2 separate regions of the Homo sapiens genome follow, and region 2 is linked to region 1. The links are chromatin loops, found by intact Hi-C in ENCODE. Cell type or tissue: heart right ventricle. All regions are shown on one strand.

The links. Peaks named below come from ENCODE experiments on the same cell type or tissue, not always from the same donor. Only the 100,000 strongest peaks of a DNase experiment are listed, where the experiment ranks them.
Region 2: it touches region 1 in a loop (12-fold over the local background); 105 of 110 quality-filtered maps call a loop at or near these places.

The regions. Positions count from the first base shown.
Region 1 is chr9:94,212,633-94,215,132 of GRCh38, forward strand. The region is part of intron 1 of LINC02603 (long intergenic non-protein coding RNA 2603); the gene reads right to left. Among named protein-coding and RNA genes, the nearest start is that of MIRLET7D, 35 kb to the left of the region's middle. RefSeq lists an enhancer at 1-329. In heart right ventricle, a CTCF peak has its summit at 1,067 (motif pointing left); a DNase peak (open chromatin) is centred at 1,069.
Region 2 is chr9:94,064,219-94,066,718 of GRCh38, forward strand. It overlaps a transcript of PTPDC1 not described here. Among named protein-coding and RNA genes, the nearest start is that of PTPDC1, 19 kb to the right of the region's middle. In heart right ventricle, CTCF peaks have their summits at 1,413 (motif pointing right) and 1,620; a DNase peak (open chromatin) is centred at 1,413; H3K27ac peaks cover 1,106 bases.

The DNA.
Region 1 (2,500 bases):
CTCCAGGAGAGCAGTATGATGCAGAGAAAGAAACAAAGGAGATGCAGATAGTCATGTTTCTCCTCATTCACGGGGTGAACTTGGGCAGCACCTCCCTTTCTCTGATCCTCAGTTGCTTTGTTGAAATAGGGTTGATGTGAGGGGCCAGTGAGATAATGCAGGTAAAGTGCTGCATGGTGGCCAGCACTATTAGCTCCTGATGGGGGCTGATTCTCCCACGTGGGTGCCTGTGAGACTCAACTAAGGGGAGGAGCAGTCAGGATGGTCAGAAGCTCCCTTGTTGCTTTCTAGGCCCTTGCTGTGACCCATCCCTCTGGGACTGGCTCTGTTGTAAGGGTAAAGAAGTTCTGTGACATCCATGTGCCATGTCACTTTCCACCTGGTAGCAGAGGCAGGCACATCAGCTCCTTGGCTCTGTGCTGGTTCTGCTGGAAGGTTTTATAAGAGCACACTGTCCAGTAGAAATGTAGTGTGAGCTGCATGTGTAAGTTTAAGTTTTCTGGTAATTACGTTAAAAAGAATAAAAAGCAGGTGAAAATAATTGTAATATATTTATTTTATTTAACCCAATAGAGGTTGAGTATTCCTAATCTGAAAGTCTAAAATTCAAAATGCACCAAAACCCAAAATGGGCATTGACATGATGCTCAAAGGATATGCTCACTGGAGCATTTCAGATTTTGGATATTGGGATTAGGATGCTCAACCAGTAAGTATAATGTTAATGTGTCAAGCCCCCCGCTCCCCACCCCCCGCAAAAAATCAGAAATTTGAAACATTTCTGGTCCCAAGCATAGAAAAGAGATACTCAACCCATATATTCAAAATATTATCATTATAATATGTAATCAATATTAAAACATTAATGAGTTTTTTTATATGAAGTCTTCAAAGTACCATGTGTGTCATAAACACATCATGGAAAATAGTCTTAATTAGGACAAGTCACATTTCAAGAACTCAAATAGCCATTACTATGTGGCGGCTGATAGCTTCCTCATTGGAGAGTTTATGGCTTAGACTCGGCTTCCTGGAAACAGAGCCATGCTGCCATCTGGTGGTTACTTTGTCAAATAACTCCTCAGGCATCCACCCTGGGCTGGCCCCGTCGAGGTCAATGAAGACAGAAGTTACATCCTTCCCGCCCTTCGGTGCCCTCAACCTAGAGTTCAGAGCAAAGGATGCAAAGTCCCGGAAGAGAAGCCTATCTACATGCCCTGAGATTTGAAAGTGAAAAGGCTGTAACATGAGGAAATCTTTCACAGATGTGGAGATGAGAAGGGGAAATCACCAGCTTGGGGTCATGTGATAAATTCGTAGCTGCCCTGAGGTGAGGACAGCCTTGGCCCAGCCACCAGAGTATCGTACCTAGACCGAGGCAATTGCCTAGAAAATATTGGGGATTTTTTCGTTGTTTTTTGTTTGTTTGTTTTTTTACAAAGTAATGAATCCATTCACGTTTCAAAATGCAAAAGCAGAGTTTCCCATCCCCACGAATCCTAACTACCCAGTTCCCCTTTAGTGAGGCATCACAGGTAATGCTGTGATAAGCTTGTACACTTTATTATTATTATTTTGAGACAGAGTCTTAAGGCTGGAGTGCAGTGGCGTTGATAGAGACAGGAGGCAGCCAAGGCACGCCCCCACCCTCGGACCCCCGACACCCACCTTTAAGGCTGAAAAACCAGACTGCCGGTCCAGATGAAGCCCGCCCTTTGCCCTACTGACTCTTTCTGAATACTGCCCACCTGCGAACTGGGAGGACTGGGTGGGGCCTCGGGAAGTTAACACCGTTTGTAGCAGGAGGGGCCTGGCCTCTGCTGTTCCTGTGTGGTAACCTGGGATTCAATCAGTCAGGTGGAGAGCCTGTTAGCAGGACTCCATCTCACTTTACTGAGTTGTTTTTCCTTTCTGCCCAATAAATTCCATTCCCCCTCACCCTTCAAAGTGTCTGTGAGCCTAATCGTTCCTGGTCGTGTGACAAGAACCTGGTTTGTCCTACAACAGCGTGATCACAGCTCACTGCAGCCTCGACCTCCTAAGCTCAAGGGATCCTCCCACCTCAGCCTCCTGGGTAGTTGGGATACAGGCATGAGCCACCACACGTGGCTAATTTTTGGTATTTTATGTAGAGACAGTTTCACCATGTTGCCTAGGCTACTCTCAAACTCCTGGGCTCAAGCAATCTCCCCTCCTTGGCCTCCCAAAATGTTGGGATTACAGGCATGAGCCACCATGCCCAGCCCCACATATTATTTTTACATGTGCAAGTATATCCATAGACTATACGGGTATACTATTCAAGAATAGTTTCTTGAAATGGAGTTGTTGGGCCCAAGGATATGTGCCTATGTAATTTTGATAGATAAAGAATATCTTTTTTAAAAATCAGCTTTTAAAGATACAATCTACATATAAAAATTCACTATTTTAAGTGTACAGTTTGACAAATGTGTATAGTTCTGTAACCACCACCACGATCATGATGTAGAACATTGCC
Region 2 (2,500 bases), 150 kb before region 1:
CTGGAAGCTGAAAGATGGGATTAACTACCACCCTACTACTTAGTGTGTGTTAATCCTACTGACATGACTTCTACCCCTTTAAAATAGGGGATGATAGCTACTTCGTAGAGTTCTTTTTAGAAAAAAGTGACTTAATACTGGTGTCTGGCACATAGAAATAACTTAATAAGTATAATTTTTGGTTTTTTGACATCTAAGAAGATTTAATTAACTTTTCTCAATGGAAACTGTATCATTTGAGCAATACAATAATCTGTTAGCCATGAAATTTAGCATGTGTAATTAATGTAAAAATTATTGAGGTATTTTACATTGTATTTTTTGTGTTAAATTTTCAGCATCTTGTGTGTATTTTACACTTAACAGCACATCTCAACCTGACTAGCCATATTTCAAGTATCTGCCACTTGGCCAGTGACTGCAGCATTGGATAACAAAGGTCTAGCCATATTTTGGGTGATTAATAAATGACTGTCCCAAGGCAAACTTTCAAAAAATAATTTTTTTTCCAACAGACTACCATGGCTGCAGGAGTCTTGCCTCAGAATGAACAACCATATTCTACCTTGGTGAATAACAGCGAGTGTGTTGCAAACATGAAAGGTAATGTCTCTTTAATACACTTTTTGTCTCTCTGTGCAAGCTGGCATTTAATAAAAGTAGCTATATGAATGGACACAAAAGAAAAGGCTCTCTTCTTCATATTGGAATCCCAGGTTGCAAGTATTACTTACTGCCTTACCATCTTGGCCTGTTAGAATTCCTTTTCAAAATCCTGAATAATGGCCTTGGCCTTTTAAGAAGGAGTATTGCAAACAGTGTTTGTCTCCTGCATAATTATCATCAGCTGAGATTATGCATTTGTTCCTATCATCAAAGGCCTACTTATGAATCAAACTTTAATTTTGTTCTCCTTTCATTAGTTGTAAGTGCCACTTAGCACATCCAGAAGCACTCCAGCCCTACTTCTCCCAGTGTCTTTTCTCCCATGCCATTTTGCTTTTTATATGACACCCCAGGCAAGGACAAGTGTCGTGACTTGAACTCTTACTACCACATTTGCCCTTTACTCGTCCTGACCATCACAAGCTCTGAGCTGGGAGCCTCCCTGCTTCTGCTTTAGATATTGCTGGTCTTGCTACCACCACCGGCAGTTAGCCAAGGGAGATGTTAAGTAATTTCTCTTGGCAGTACCACTTGCAGTATTTTCTAACTGCCCCCTTGGGGCTTTGCCCACCTTCACTTTAGTCCTACTGTATGGAGAACTTTGAAGGATTTCTCCCCTAAGTATGGATTAGATGATAGGAAGAAGAGTAAAGGAGTAAGGGTCTAACTAAAGGTATTGAGTTCAACACTTGCTAGGAACAAGTCAGTTCTGTTGTGTTCTTGCTGGAATCTGACCACTCCACCAGGGGGCGTTCTCTCTCATCAAGAAAACCATTGTTTCCCACTTCTCATCTTGTCTAAACTCCGTATGCTTGTAGATACTCCTTCATCTGTCTTTGCTGTGTTTGGCCCTAGAGGCACTAATACTACTGGTAACTACCATTTGTGGACAGCTTCTAGGTGCCAGACTTAATGTGTTAGTTTCCCTGGTCTTAGAAAGAAGTACTGTCTAAAACAAACACAAGAATGATGTCTAGTGGCTGCTTCCCTTCTAGATGTCTAGTGGCTGCTTCCCTTCTAGAATAATGTTTCTTTCCCCCTGAGTAACTCTTCAGCCAACAAGTCTGAGTCAGACAAACCTTTTTCCCTTTTCTTTCTTCTGTTGTAAATGTTACCTCTTAGTTGGTGTTTCTCAATGGCAATTCTGTTGGCTTTGCGGGTGGGACAACTCTTTGTTGTGCTGGAGAGCTCTGAGCACCTAAGACATATAGCATCTCTGACCCCTACCACTAAATCCAGTAGCATCCCCAGGTTCCAGTGACAATGAAAAAACCCGGCATATTTCCAAATACCCCCAGGAAGGTTGTACCACCTGTATTGTGATCCACTAGGTATGCTGATTTTTACCTTTCCAAAAAACATTTTTTAATTAAAATTTTCCTCTTAGTATAAATGCAGCTAATTTTTAATTAGGAAAAAATCTAGACAAATAACATCTGCTTTATAGCTAATTTTATTAAAGCATATCTCATCTATAAAGATAGTTATACTTTATTATGTTTGTGGATGGGAAGTATTTTTTTAAATGTTATATAATGATTCATGGGAAAATTTAATTGGGGGGATACATAAAGTATTTATTTTTAAAGGAAAACAGAAAACTTATCAAGAAGTAGCTGTGGAGTGAGACAGAACTAGAGTTAAATCTTGATTCTACTACTTAAAAAAAATTTACTTTTTTTTTATTTTTTGAGATGGCGTCTCACTCTGTTGCCTAGGCTGGAGGGCAGTGATGCAATCTTGGCTCACTGCAGCCTCCGCCTCTCAGGTTCAAGAGATTCTCCTGTCTCAGCCTCCTGAGTAGCTGGGACCACAGGTGCATGCCACCACGCCC